2 separate regions of the Mus musculus genome follow, and region 1 is linked to region 2. The links are chromatin loops, found by intact Hi-C in ENCODE. Cell type or tissue: left cerebral cortex. All regions are shown on one strand.

Evidence for each region. Peaks named below come from ENCODE experiments on the same cell type or tissue, not always from the same donor. Only the 100,000 strongest peaks of a DNase experiment are listed, where the experiment ranks them.
Region 1: a loop joins it to region 2, with 2.7 times the contacts of the local background. A loop is called at or near these places in 13 of 42 quality-filtered maps.

Annotation. Positions count from the first base shown.
Region 1 is chr11:29,508,884-29,516,883 of GRCm38, reverse strand. Prorsd1 (prolyl-tRNA synthetase domain containing 1) reads left to right here and starts at 1,851. Exons shown (of 2, transcript NM_026465.3): 1 at 1,851-1,967; 2 at 3,208-5,127. The coding sequence starts at 1,884. The coding sequence ends at 3,633. It also overlaps a transcript of Ccdc88a not described here. In left cerebral cortex, a CTCF peak has its summit at 3,764 (motif pointing left); a DNase peak (open chromatin) is centred at 1,819; H3K4me3 peaks cover 1,030 bases; H3K27ac peaks cover 326 bases.
Region 2 is chr11:29,264,367-29,272,366 of GRCm38, reverse strand. No RefSeq gene overlaps it. Among named protein-coding and RNA genes, the nearest start is that of Cfap36, 21 kb to the right of the region's middle. In left cerebral cortex, a CTCF peak has its summit at 4,321 (motif pointing left); a DNase peak (open chromatin) is centred at 4,314.

The DNA of each region.
Region 1 (8,000 bases), 240 kb before region 2:
GAGTTTAAAATAAAAGAGATTTTAAAGGGGCTGGAGAGATGGCTCTATGTTTAAGAGCACTGTTTGATCTTCCAGAGGACCTGGGTTTGCACCCATATGGTAGTAGTTCATGACCATATTTAATTCCAGTTCTAGGGGATCCTACCCTCTTTTGGTCTCCAAAGGTGGTACAAACACACACAGGCAAAAAGATTAAACAACAACAACAACAACAAAAAGGTTAAGGGGGCTGGAGAGATGGCTCAGTGGTTAAGAGCACTGGATTTTCTTCTAGAGGACCTGGGTTCAATTCCCAGCACCCACAGGGCAGTTCACAAGTGTCTGTAACTCCAGTTCCAGAGGATCTGGAACCCTTGCACAGACATGCAGGCAGAAAACCAATGCACATAAAAAAATGTTTGTTTGTTTTCGAGACAGGGTTTCTCTGTGTAGCTCTGGCTGTCCTGGAACTCACTTTGTAGACCAGGCTGGCCTTGAACTCAGAAATCCACCTGCCTCTGCCTCCCAAGTGCTGGGATTAAAGGCATACGCCACCACCGCCGGGCAATAAATCATTTTTAAAAAAAGGTTAAACTAAAAAGTTTTAAAATTTTGAAATCCTGAGTTCAGAGTGAAACTGTAAACACAACTCTGACTTACTCTTTTGTAGTTTCTTCCAATACTGAGTAAATCATAGGCTGGAACAAATCCCTGTTTTCCAGTCTGCCCTCCTTCTTCTACTGCACAGGCAGAGAAAGCTCCTGGCTAATGTGGTGTGTTTATGGTAACTCACCCAAGAGTGTCTGCTTAGGGGCTCAGTTTTTGACCATGTATGGACACTATCCCAGCTCCTAGCTAGCACGGCATCATTCCTTGCCAAAACTCTGTGAAACCCTCTTAAGACCAGATGAGTGACTTCACTGACTTCCACATGTGAGATTGATGAGCCCGCCCAAAAGCTGCCTCCTAGTAAACCTGCCTTTATCTACATGTAATATGTTCTAATCTGGCTCTATTTGTGTCACCGAGGGAGAGAAAAAGCATACCATCTGTGTCTTAAGAGGGGTTCTTTTTCAGATCTTCACTCCCAAATAAATACAATTAATTTATATTAAACATCTCTGAGTGTATCAGTGTTTCATGTTGCATGTGAGCCTTAATTTCAAAGTTTAAGTGAAATACTAATGTGGAATTTGAACCTTATTCAAAGTAAGTGGTCCCACCATGGTTGCAAATTCCAGGCCATAAGTATCATAACGACCACTGTAATTCGTCGCAGTACTGTTTTCTTCCTTTCTTTTCTTTTTTCTTTTTTTTCGAGACAGGGTTTCTCTGTATAGCCCTTGCTGTCCTGGAACTCACTCTGTAGACCAGGCTGGCCTCGAACTCAGAAATCCGCCTGCCTCTGCCTCCCAAGTGCTGGGTTAAAGGAGTGCGCCACCACACCCGCAGTACCGTTTTCTAATATCATAATATGCGGGAGTGATGGCTGGTCTTCCAGAGGACCGAGTTCGGTTCCTAGCACCTACATGACTCACCATCACTCCAGTTCTAGTAAATTGAACACCTTCTTTCAGCCTCCTCAGGCACTGCTCACACGTGGTGCACAACCATGCAAGCCGGTAACTAACGCCCATAACACATAAAATTTAAAAGAACGGAAAGACGGAAGTCACAAGCTACAGTTGTTGAGGCATGAAGCCACATTGCCGCGGCCGAGCAATGGAACCCGGAGCTTTCCGACCCCGGCACTGGAGGCTCAGGTGGTTGGGGGTGTGGCTAAGCGCTCTCGGCGGCCCAAAGATGGGTCAGGCCACAGAGCCATGCCAGGGCGGAGCAAGCAGCCATCACCACGCCCCCGAAGCCGTGGCACTTCCGGTAAGCCTGCCCACGTAGAGGGGAAAATGGCAGGCTCGGAGCTGCGGGCTGAGTTAGAACAGAGGCTCGGCGCCCTCGCCATTCGCACGGAGGTCGTGGAGCATCCCGAGGTGAGACTGCGGCCCCAGGAAGGCAGAGGGTCTTCGGGCGAGTGTTTATTGGGTCCAAGCAGAGGCTTATAAGTTTATTTAAAACTGCGGCAACCGTGAGGAAACTTGTCCTGGGATGACTGACGTGACTTAAAAGCCGGTTGGATAGCTGATACGTTATGTAGATAACTAAGGAACAAGGCACTACATAAGTGGCAACCCTATAGAATCGCCTAGGCTGTATCTGGTACCAAAGGCACAGCAGGCCATTGAGGTGGCTTGGTTTTTTACTTCTTTGGACAGTCGTTACCACTGCAGCACGGCAAGGATCATTTCCCAAATAATTACAAAAAGTATATAACCCCTGAGTCTGGAGAATTGTTTTCGCGGTTAAGAGCACGTACTTCTCTTGCAGATGACACGAATTTATTTCAGCACTCACACTGAGAGCTGTTTAAAACTACAGTTCCTCTTTTGGCCCGCTCCCGCTTGTGCCACAAACAAAAGTACGTACCTTAATTTTAACATGACCTACACTGGAGATGTACAATTTTTGTGGAAACTATTATGAGGGTTGGTAAGGCTTGCACGACACATTTTATGATAGAAAACACCTGTCTTAATATTTACTATTTCCCATTTTTACAAAGGTCACATTCTGTGTACATTCCCAGCCTCCAAATACTTTAAGGCCCTGGAGTACTGGTACTTGTAACATTAAAAAAATGTTCTTTATGTACTAACCTGGGGTCTTATGTTCTTCATCGATGCCCTTGTAGTGAATGTCTGGGACTCTGGAGATAAATATTAAGGACTGTCATCAAATTTTACGCCAAAGTTCAAAAGTTATAAGCGTCTCAGGCACCTGATGGCTTTGTTAGCCACTGGGATAGAAAACTGGCCCAACAAAAACTGAGGTCTTGAGGTCTGCAACTGTGATGATTAAGGCTCCCCCTGAACCCCAACCAGGATTTTGCTGCACTCTTGAATTCTTGATCTCGGCCTCAGCTCTAAGTACCAGTACTCCAGGTACCAGGCCTTTAAAGTATTTGGAGGCTGAGGTTTTTAGTTCAGAGATATTGTGCCTGCCTAGCAAGCATAGCACTCTGGGTCCTATCCTCAGCACCAAAAGGCCCAACCCCTATCAAAACATTTATAACGAATACCAGTTAAATTCAGAGCATCCACCATGAAAAATATGTACAACCGTGGATATGTATGTGTGCAATTTACAGTGTTTTTTCTTTTGCATATTTTGCAGGTGTTTACAATTGAAGAAATGATGCCTCATATTCAACATCTGAAAGGAGCACATAGTAAGAACTTATTTCTTAAAGACAAAAAGAAGAAAAACTATTGGTTAGTCACAGTTCTTCATGATAGACAAATCAATTTAAATGATCTTGGCAAGCAGTTAGGAGTTGGGAGTGGAAATCTTCGGTTTGCTGATGAAACAGCCATGCTAGAAAAACTGAAAGTTGGTCAAGGCTGTGCCACACCTTTGTCACTCTTCTGCGATGATGGAGATGTTAAATTTGTCTTGGATTCAGCTTTTCTGGAAGGTGGACATGAGAAAGTGTACTTTCACCCAATGACTAATGCTGCAACAATGGGGTTAAGTCCTGAAGACTTTCTCATATTTGTGAAGGCTACAGGACATGATCCCATAATTCTAAACTTTGATTAAAAAATGATTGGGAGGGCTGGAGAGATGGCTCAGCGGTTAAGAGCACTGACTGCACTTGCAGAGATCCTGAGTTCAATTCCCAGCAACCACATGGTGGCTCACAACCATCTGTAACGGATCTGATGCCCTCTTCTGGTGTGTCTGAAGATAGCTACAGTATACTCCTATACAATAAATAAATAAATAAATAAATCTTAAAAAAAAAAAAAGATTGGGAGCCAGGTGTGGTGGCATATGCTATTTGCCTAGCACTTTAGGCAGAGCAGGCTGATCTCTGAGTTCTAGGCCAGCTAACATCTAATAGTCAGCTGCTATGTCAAACAAAAGTCAATTTGGTTAATATTCATAATAAACTCATTCTGACAGCTGTTTTTATTTCTTGTGTCTTTAATTTGGAGACTATTATTTACCTTAAAGATATTTATGTGTATGAGCATTTTGTCTGCATGTAATGGTACAGTCAGGTACCATTACAACTGGCTTATTAAATTCAATGTAGAAAAACTAGAAGTAGAAAATTGTTTCCACTAAAGTATTAAATTTATATCTTAAAACTCGGCTGCAAAATATAGCATCAGAACTGGTTCAGATGACAGAGAGGCAGTTCCCTTTGTCCTCTACCCTAACTTACTATCCTATTTTATGATAAATTTATTCATCTTTGTTATGGTGAGTCCTGGTTGGGAACTTGATTTGATCCAGAACAAAATACTCCCCTGAGCAGATCTGTGAGGACATTTCTAGGCAGGACTAAATGAGGAAGACTCCACAGTGGGCAGAATTTTGACAGCAGCTTGGATGAAGTTCCAGGAAAGAGCTGTGTTGCTTTTGTGCCTTCATTGCTTCTTGCTGGTGAGTCCTACTGCTGCTACTACCATCCTTTATTGACACATGCCCACACAGCCTGAAGACCAGAGGCTCTTCAAGAATCCTCCAGGCACACTGAACCTACTAGGTTCTCAGAATCTCCAACATGTAAAAGAGACATTGTTCCAAATACCCTAGGTTATATTCCTTTAGAAAATGTTAATATAATTTCCTTTCAATTATGGCAGCTGAAGTATTAAATCTAGGAACAATTTAGTCAACTCTTTATTCATTGAGGATCTGACATAGGCTAGAATATAGAAATTGCTCTTGCCATTATCTCCATTCCAGTTAACTAGGATATTTCTAAAAGAACTGTATTTTCCTGTTCAAGCTTTGAGAAATACTTTTCATCTAGTAGAGAAACTAATTTGTACCAACTTGTGTTACTGAAAGGCAAAATGAAACTAATGATTGCCTTTGCCCCAGAGGTTCCATGCTTGTTTTACCTGCTCTGCACTCAATCTCTAACATAAACAAGTAGTTCTAAGTTCTTATGAACATAAAACGAAGGACCTGAATCAGAATTTGTAGACCTTGGATATCATGTTGATAGTGAAAACAGGCTCCAGAAGAATGATATGGTAAGATGCCTCGAGTTACTAAGTAAAAATAAAAGACTGAATGAATTTTTTGGGGTTTATTTTTGTTTTGCCTACATGTAGATCTGTAACCTGTGTCCATTGCCCATGGAGGCCAGGAGAAGGCACTAGCTACCCTGGAGCTAGAGGTTACAGACAGTCATGAACTGCAGCATGGACAGTGCTGGAGATGGAACCTGGCTCCTCTGAAAGAGCAGCCAGTGCTGAACCACCGAACCAATACTCCAGCCCCACAAAGACAACAATTTTTGCAGCCTATCACATTCTTAGGAGTTTTAATTCCCGAAGTTCCAGTAACCTGTGGTTAAATGAACCAAAATTATTACATGAGAAATTCCAAAATTCATAAGCTTTAAACGACATGCCTGTTTCAGTAGCAGGAGATGTTATCACTGAATGACTGTCTGGCATATCCATAGCATATATTCTACCTACCTGTTGGTCACTTAGTCCCCGTGGTTACCAAACTTGTGGCAGTGAATGTGGTGTCTCAGCACTGGTGTTCAGACAACCCCTATCGACTAGCTTAATATATTTCCTCTATCACTGCACTCAGTTCATCACCTAGTTATTTTATCTCACATCACAAGAAGAATGCATAGAGCACAAGAAGAAGTACTGAGAAAGGAGCTGGGACTACAGCTAAGTAAAGTGCCAGCGTACCACGCTTAAGGCCCTGAGTAAAATCTCCAGTAGTACCCCCTTCCTACCACCCCCGAAACAACAAACTATTGTTATAGTTCTATTTTATTATTAGCTACCATTGTTATTATCACTGTATCTACTTTATAATTTAAGCTTTCTCTTAGTAAACATACTTAAACTTATTTTAGGATTGACAGAACTGACTCTCTACCCAAACATCTTAATGACCAAAATGATTAGGATAAAGTCTATGAAGCCCCAAAACAGTTCTCCAGGGAAAAAGTAACACTTGGCCAACATACAATTTTAAAATGACTGTAACAATTTGTTAAAAAATTACCTTTTGTTTTTATTTCTTTTTATATCAGTTAGTCCAACATAAATACTTTTAAGGAGAATTAAAGAAAAAGAAAGTGACTATAAAAACCATCTCAAACAATGGTATCTTGTCGTGCATGGACTCCTGTGACAGACATCAGGTGCCACCGAGGAAAGTTGTTTTGTTATTCAACTCTACCTCCCTTATTAGCATTAATTTTAAAGGAAATGTTACAGCTTTTTATATTATTTGATTTGGTATTTAATAACAGCTGTGAGTACAATGGCAAACATTGAAAACAAAACTAGTAGAAATAAAAAAGACAATTTAAAATCAGATTTTGTCAGAGGATGTTATAAGTGCAACATTACCCATTAAGCATTCCATTTAAGGCGTTTTCATTGTCCAAATAGCTTAACCTGTATATCAAGATTTATAATTATAAAATGGGCTCTTTTTGTACTATTCATATTCAAGACTCAAAGAAAAAAAATACATCTCAGGACAAATAGCTGAAAAGAAAGACAATTCACTTTTTTTCATAAAAAGTAACTTAAAGTACAAAAGTAATTTAGAATGCATAATTCCCCATCACAATTCCAGATTTGGTACAGTATTGATTTTACTTCCTGACATAAAGTGTTAAGACAGTTCAGGCTGTAGTAATCCATTTGTGAGGTGGTTACAATTCTGTAATGTGCACAGTGATTTTTAAATAGGCTTTTAACATGCCTTGCATGAAAGGTGCTTCACATGAACCTGTCTCGTGAACTCTTTGGTAACCACCAACTCAGAAAACCTTGAACCAAAACATTTCCATGGCCAGCTAGGAGGCATGTTATTAGAGCTCTGGGCAGATGCTGTTATTCTCATTTTTAAAGTGTTCATGGAGGTTTAGGAATAGCACCAGATAGTTGGGTGTAGGCTTGGTTAGAAAAATGGTTTGGATTAATTTCCATTTGGCTTAGATTCCTACAAAGTCTGCTTCTGAAGTAGATTTCAAAGAAAAAAAAATCATGGAGTTATCGGCTAGTCCTTTGTTGAATTGCTATGAGGAAGGCAATTAATATAATTGAGAATAATGCACTAGTCTCATTGTATTCTCTTAGTTTTCTCTTTTTTTCTCCTCAGGGTTGGCCTACTCCAAGTTAATACATTACAGTATTTCTAGCTGATGTGCTGATTACCTCAGCAGGTTCAAACTGCTTTACCCTCATTAGGTCACCTCACACTCATTCATTAACTGTCCTGGGATGTGTGCTAATTGTGCAAATTGGATGCTAGTTAATATAAACCTAACTTATTCTCTTATATATTAAGCTAAAACATAATTCTACACTCATTTTCAACTTCTCAACCAACAGTGAATTTACAGTTTTTTTTTTTTTTTTTACATGCAACTGTCTCTAGACTTCCATGATACCCATTTACCAATTTGAGACTTGAATCTAAGGAGTCACAAAGAAGATTTCAAAGTCTAGAGAATAGATTTTTAGTATGTGTATCGTGTTTCAGTAAACCCTTAGTATTTACATTTAAATAGCACCTTTCATTCAAGAGTTTTAAAGTAATTTAATTTTATAGCATTATTTTCTGGCAGCACTGAGTTAAATAAATCCAAGTTCTCTAACTTTCAATTTCTGAACAACTAAATGTTTTTTGTCGTTTTTATTGACGGTCTTTCCAATGGTTGCTATAAACACAACCTGCTAGTGACTATTACAGAGAGTGGGGGCGAGAGAGAAACAAAAAGAGGAGGATGGGGGTGCAAAGAAAAGAGATTTCTGTCACGGCTACTGGGTTATGATGATACACAGTTTGTAAAGCACACATTAGGGAATGCATAATTATTCCAAAAAATTCTCTAGAGCTGGTAATAAGAGCTTAAGAAGTATACTGTTAAAATAAAAATAGTACTTTTTTTTTCATTTCAA
Region 2 (8,000 bases):
CTGTAATCCATAATAGCGGTCCTAGCCTGTGTTTCCCCAGGTGAGAAACACTGTGGGCTGAGACGGATGCAGTGATTCTCAGTCTTCTGTTTTACTCAGATGCTGTTGGGGACCATACAGAGTTGAGACCAGTGGTCTGCTGGTCAGCACTTCCCCTATGCGCCTAGTAGGAAGCAGATGGCTGAGCTTGGGACTGGGAAGAATGTAGTCTGGTTCAGAATGAATGCAGATAGTACTGAGGGAAGAGAGCAGACCTTCTCTAGGAGATATAGGCTAGGCACTTTATGAAGAAGGTCTCCACCTGAGGCAATCCTTGATGAAAGAGATGGTCCTTGCTTGTCCAAACTGCTTTATTTATGGTAGGTGTGAATGTATACATCTTACTAAGGATGAACCTTTTGCAGGAAGGGATGCCCAGGAAGGGACACTCTTTGGCTAAACACTTAGGGCCTATCTAGATACCTCATTAGCATGAAGAACTCTAGTTTTTTTTATGCTATGTGACTGGTTTTCATGGTCATCTCACTGGGTGTCATGATTACATGTTCCAGAACAGGTAGAGCCTGGCCAGGAGCAGGTTCCAACACATGATGTTTTTAAATTTAAAACCCCAGGGTTTTTGAACCTGTTTCAACCTTACCAGTCACTTGCATCACAGTCTTTTATTTGTATGTCATTTCAATCATCCATTCCAGGTTCCTTTTTGATTATCCCATGAATCAGCATTTTATGGACCTTAGCTGTAAAATGATTCTTAGGAAAGTCAGCAAGTAGATTTTTAACATGGAAAATTAATCCAGAGATCTGCCTGCCTTTTCAGCAACAGACAATAAGCAAGCTAGGTGGAATCCTGTCCTGAAATTACCATTCCGACCATGCCTGGACCTAAAAGTCACTCTGTCCAAGGTTGATCTTGAACTCAGGAATCTGCCTATCTCTGTGTCTTGATGACAAGCTGCCTTATTAGTGCAACTGTCTTTGTTCTTTTAGGTCTGTGAAGCCACTCATAACATTCATATTGCATCCTTATATTTTTCATAGTTATGAAATTATATAATTTTGAACTTATGTTTTCAGAGTTCTTTCCTACAGCCTTATGGGCTGTCCTAGAGGTTACAGCATTTACCATTTTTGCTAAGGACACAGACGCATTCTTGTCTTCTGGACTTATGCTGCTTCTAATTATCATGGAATCACTAAGCTTGGCAGGGAGAACATTCCCAGATACCTTGGCAGGAGGAATATTTCCTGAAGGAGGAACATAAAGTAAATTATGTACATTATTATACAAAGAAAGCCTCACTTCTAGCAACTGTCAACACCCATGAAGCCCCAAGTATACTAGCTCTGCTCCAGGTGTGGTAACTATGTCATACCATCCCTTCCACAACAGCCTTGCAGGACTCTGCAAGGAGGTAACAGATCATGTGAAATCAGGCACCTTTGTGGGGTCAGTTCTTTCTTTCCACATTAATTGTGGTTCTTGCATCAAACTTGAATCACCAGGCTTACACAGCAAGCACCTTTACCCACTAAGCAGTCTCATTGGCCCCCAGTGTGCTCATGGTAGAAAACGCTTATCTGTATGTTTATATGTGTTTGCATGCCTGTATGTGTACTATGTGCCTACCTAGTGCCTGTGGATGTCAGAAAAGAGTGTGAGATCCCCTGGATTGCAGTTTCAAGTGCTTTGAGTCACCACACGGGTGCTAAAAACAACCCCAGATCCTCTGCAAGAGCAGTCAGTGTTCTTAACTACTGACCTTCTCTCCAGTCCCCTCCTCTGCTGTATGTTCTTTATTATAATTTTTATATCAGTCTGGTCTAGTAAATACTTTTTCTGTTCTGCCTGACCTCTTTTCCTTAGCTTCTTTTCTCTCTGCTACTTGTGGTGGGCTAAGAGGCTGGTATGGGCCAGAGAGATGGCTCATTGGTTAAGAGCACTGGGTGCTCTTCCAAAGAACCTTATTTAAATTCCTAGCAATCATGTTGTTGACCACAACTGTCTGTAACTCCAGTCTCAGGGGATCTAATACCCTCTCCTGAGGCCTCTGAGGGCACCATGCATGTGGTACATAGACATATATGAAGACAAAACACCCATACACATAGAATAAAATTTAAGAGGCTGGCAGGTAACAGAAGCCCCTGGATATGGTGGCTCTCCATTAATAACAAAGGTTTTTTGTTTGTGATTCTGGAACTTTGTCACCAGAAAAATACATGCTAAGGAGTTAAGCCCTTGTAGAAAATCTTACCTTCCTTTAGAAACTGATAAATTCTACCCATGACTGGAGCAAGGTAAAGGGAAGATGCCCAGTTATATGGGCTGAAGGGGAAAGTGGTTACTTTTCTTCCTTTTTGAAGCCCCACTAGAAACATTGAAGATCTGGCCTTGGTAGCATGTCCAGGATGCATCTGCACAGATGCATTTTTCTCTCCTGCTCACTCTAGTTTTCTATTCAGAATTTGTGTGACTTTCCAGAGTGAGAGCAAGCAAAACACAAGACATGGTGTTTGTGCCTGGGATTCCCTTACAGATACACTTCCGAATCCCATAGATCTGAACATGGCCAGGTTTTGCTTTCCCCAGAACAAAGGGGTCTTATCCCCCACCCTACATCAGTTTTTATTTGAAAGGTTTCCCCTCCAGGTTAGTCTGGCTTGACCAACTAGGTGGGTTTGGCTAGCCAGGAAGGCTTCCAGACTAAAGTACATGTAAGGCAGGGAAGATCAATAACAGAGGTGGAACAATGAATCTTAGGCAGGATTCGCTTGATGGTTTTGTGCTCTCTATCTCCTCTGACTCCTGGAATGTACTCCTATGGCTTTAAATCTGATGTTCAGATTCTCAAAAAGAAAAGACACATTTTTTTTTGTTTGTAATAGATTTTGTTCTTAAACCCACTCCAGATCAAGATAGCCTGTTAGTTCATGTCACAAGCTATAATTTTACCCTACAATTAGACTTCTTTGTCATAATTTAGGAAAGGACTCAAATTCCTCATATCAAAGCTTCATGGCCTTTCACAGGACTTCTCACCCCTAGGTGTGAAAGACTCTCTAGGTGCCCCACTAGACTCTCTTTACACACCACGAGATGCCCTATTATTGATGTTCCTGACATGGTCCATCTCTGCTTAGCCTCTGGTCTAGCTTCCTGCACCCAATACCTGTGCCTCTCCCTGCTTCATTTTTGTTCTCTCTTCCTCTTCCCTCCCAACATTCCCTCAGCACACAGATATGCACTCTCCTTCACCATGCATGCCTGGACAATGCCATGCTCCTGCCTTGATGATACTGGACCAAATCTCTGAATCTGTAAGCCAGCCCCCATTAAACGTTGTCCTTATAAGAGTTGCCTTGGGGGACTGGCGAGATGGCTCAGCAGTTAAGAGTGCCAACTGCTCTTCCGAAGGTCCTGAGTTCAAATCCCAGCAACCACATGGTGGCTCACAACCATCCATAATTAAATCTGATGCCCTCTTCTGGAGTGTCTGAAGACAGCTACAGTGTACTTACATATAAGAAATAAATAAATCTTAAAAACAAACAAACAAACCGAGTTGCCTTGGTCATGGTGTCTATTCACAGAGTAAAGCCCTAACTAAGACAGGGACATCATCTGAGTACACATCTTCTTCTCCATGTCTAACTTGCCCATAATATAATCCACACAAGGGTCACTTAGCCAGCATCTTTCCACTTTCATTAAAGATTCATAAGAACTCATTCTGGCATTTTACCTAATCTGGCACTGTTAAGAGTGCCGTCCTTATTACCTCCTCCATGTTGTGTATCTGTCTTTAGCCTGAGCTGATGAGGCTACACTTAATATGGCCTGGCCAGGCTCTGTCCCATGCCTCACTCAGACTCCTGTTCATTACACTGATAAAAGTAATGACGGGAAAAATGACTTACCAAAACTATCAGATGGAAAGGGCTAAAGTGATGGGAAAGACACAGTGAGCTTCTGGAAACAGTACTCTCTAGGCTGGCTCAAACCAAGATCACATATATTCTAGACTGTGAGAGTTTGGAAAATCCTAGCTGTACATGTTTAAAGACAAGCCTCTCCAGCTAGTAAGCAAAAACTTCAAAGATTAAATGAAGTGCTCCTTCTAACCCCAGGGTACTTTCACTACTTTATTAGACATGGCCTCAAGGTACTTAAAACAGGGATGAAACCTCAAGAGTCAGAATGGGTAAATTGGAGAGAAGGAAAAGAGAAAAGACCAGGACAGTTCAGAAAGAGAAAAAGGTCAGGATCCTTGCCTAATTCCATGCCATCTCAGGAAAACCTAGCGCTCCATCTAGTGGCTGTCTAGTTCACTGAACCAGAGCCATGCTAGCTTTGAATCAAAGGTATCTTAAAGTAGCCAAGATATTCCCAAATCCACTGGGTTCGATGCCCCCATCCAAGAACCATATCCAGTCCGTTAAAGTGGGAACATACTGGAAGAGAATATCCCCTCTCCCAATTTCCATCCAAGGACCTCATGCTCACTTCTTTTTTGAAAAAAAAAGAACAAGTGCTCCCAACTTTGTTCCTGGACTGTGAAATGCTCCAGAGGGAAAGAGGCCCCTCTGCTTTGAGAATTGATGGGTCCCGGGTGCTATACAGTCTCTTGCATTTTCCATCTCTATGAATGAGCACCTACCGACTCTCAGAATAGCAGGGATCACAATTATATTTCATATCAATATGGGAGTGATTTTTCTGCCCTGACCACTTCTTGTTAGAACTTCTGAACCCTGGTCCTTCTCATTGCTATCAATAGCAAGTCCCAATAAGTTCAATTTACACCCTCCTTTTTTATTTTGAAGTTTTAAAAAAAAATATTTTATTTGTGTGACAGTTTTGCCAATGTATACATGCCTAGTGTCAGAAGAGGTCAGAAGAGTGCACTGGGTCCCCTGGAACTGGACTTATTGAGGGTTGTGTGCTGACAGTTGAGCTTAGGACCTCTGGAAGAAGCAGCAAGCACTCTTAACCACAGAGCCATCACGTTAGCCCACAGCCTCCTTAATATGTATACTAGATGAATATTTTTAGTCATTCTTTTTTTACCCTACCTAAATGGGTGTTGCCTTCCCTTCCTAGGCGGGGCATGATGTTTAAACATCAGACTTGCTGAGGCTTTTTTTAGACTCTGGAGGTTTTTTGTTTTTGTTTTCCAAGACAAAGTTTCTCTGTGTAGCCTAGCTGTACTGAAACTTGCTCTGTAGACCAGGCTGACCTCAAACTCAGAGATTCATCTTCCTCTGCCATCAGAGTGCTGGGCTTAAAGTGTATATGCCACTGGACCAGCTAACTCCACAGGCTTTTATGGTATTTCTGATACAAAATTTTCTGTCCTATAAAGGCCTGTAGCTGTCTTAGAGACTCAAATGCACTCTCTCTCTCTCTCTCATAGGCACTTAAATTACCTAACATGCCCCCCACTCTGCCAAACCTGGAATACATATCTTGCTAGGAATTCCACTAATGGTTACAATTGTCCTTAAAGACACTCTTCAATGGTCCTGAAAGACATAAAAGCTAATAGCCTATCATTGAGAAATTCATGGCTATGAACAATCTGTGCAGCAAAACTATTTTGGCAGTAAAGAAATGAGATGGACCCTACAGACTAGTCCAAGTTCTGAAGGTCAGGAATGAGGCTGTGTCTCAATTCACTCTATAGTTCCTGAAATTGTTTGTATTGTCAAGTTGAGAGGAGATAGGATCATCTAGGAGACAACCTCTGTGCATGCCTCTGGAGGAGTTTGTATACAAGGTAATTGAGGAATGAGATTCCACACTAAGTGTGGGTTGCAGTACTCCATGAATGGGTCTTTGGTTGAGTAAAAAGGAGAATGCTAGCTAGGGCCATTACTCAACTCTGCGATAAAGACTTCTTAGACTATTCCTGATCAAAGGCCATTTACCTAGAGTTATGACCTCATCTTTACCCACTTAGCCTAACATGACTATTTTTGTCATAGCAGACAGAATTTCTTCTCATTTGCAGTATTTTTAGTATTATATTTCTGTGATGGTGCCCCATAGTCTCAAGCATTTGGATACTCAGTTGGTGTTGTTGTTTGTGGAGGTTTAGAAGGTATGGCCTTGCTGAGGGAAGTACGTTACTGGAGGTGAGCTTCAAGAACTTAAAATTTCCGTATCCCCAGCAGCTAGGAGTCTCAGCTAGGGTCACCCACATAGACTACTGGGAACAGGTCTCAAGCTTGTTCCAGAAATGCTTCCTATCTGTTTCTGTTTTCTCTTTTAGCCCTCTCCAACTCCTATACCCCACCCCTGCTCTCTCCACACCTGATTTCCATCCCGGTTCCACTTCCCCGATTCCACCCAGCTCCTTACTTCCACACACCTCTAATATCTATTTTATATCTCCTTTTGAGTGGAATTCAACCATCCTCCCTTGGACCCTCCCTGATATTTAGCTTCTTTAGGTCTGTGGATTGTAGCATGTTATCCTGTACTTTATAGGTAATATCCATTTATTTATTTTTTATTTTTTATTAGGTATTTTCCTCGTTTATTTTTTCAATGCTATCCCAAAAGTCCGCCATACCCACCCCCGCCAATCCCCTACCCACCCACTCCCCCTTTTTGGCCCTGGGGTTCCCCTGTACTGGGGCATATAAAGTTTGCAAGTCCAATGGGCCTCTCTTTGCAGTGATGGCCGACTAGGCCATCTTTTGATACATATGCGGCTAGAGTCAAGAGCTCCGGGGTACTGGTTAGTTCATATTGTTGTTCCACCTATAGGGTTGCAGTTCCCTTTAGCTCCTTGGGTACGTTCTCTAGCTCCTCCATTGGGGGCCGTGTGACCCATCCAATAGCTGACTGTGATCATCCACTTCTGTGTTTGCTAGGCACCGGCATAGTCTCACAAGAGACAGCTATTTCTAGGTCCTTTCAGCAAAATCTTGCTAGTGTGTGCAATGGTGTCAGCATTTGGAAGCTGATTATGGGATGGATCCCTGCATATGGCAATCACTAAATGGTCCATCCTTTCGTCACAGCTCCAAATTTTGTCTCTGTAACTCCTTCCATGGGTGTTTTGTTCCCATTTCTAAGAAGGGGCTAGTGTCCACACTTTGGTCTTCATTCTTCTTGAATTTCATGCGGTTAGCAAATTGTATCTTATATCTTGGGAATACTAAGTTTCTGGGCTAATATCCACTTATCAGTGAGTACATATTGTGCGAGTTCCTTTGTGATTGGGTTACCTCACTCAGGATGATGCCCTCCAGGTCCATCCATTTGCCTACGAATTTCATAAATTCATTTTTTTAATAGCTGAGTAGTATTCCATTGTGTAAATGTACCACATTTTCTGTATCCATTCCTCTGTTGAGGGGCATCTGGGTTCTTTCCAGCTTCTGGCTATTATAAATAAGGCTGCTATGAACATAGTGGAGCATGTGTCCTTCTTACCGGTTGGGACATCTTCTGGATATATGCCCAGGAGAGGTATTGCGGGATCCTCTGGTAGTACTATGTCCAATTTTCTGAGGAACCGCCAGACTGATTTCCAGAGTGGTTGTATAAGCTTGCAATCCCACCAACAATGGAGGAGTGTTCCTCTTTCTCCACATCCTCACCAGCATGTGCTGTCACCTGAATTTTTTATCTTAGCCATTCTGACTGGAGTGAAGTGGAATCTCAGGGTTGTTTTGATTTGCATTTCTCTGATGATTAAGGATGTTGAACATTTTTTCAGGTGTTTCTCAGCCTTTCGGTATTACTCGGGTGAGAATTCTTTGTTCAGCTCTGAGCCCCATTTTTTAATGGGGTTATTTGATTTTCTGGAGTCTACCTTCTTGTGTTCTTTATATATATTGGATATTAGTCCCCTATCTGATTTAAGATAGGTAAAGATCGTTTCCCAATCTGTTGGTGGCCTTTTTGTATTATTGACGGTGTCTTTTGCCTTGCAGAAACTTTGGAGTTTCATTAGGTCCCATTTGTCAATTCTCGATCTTACAGC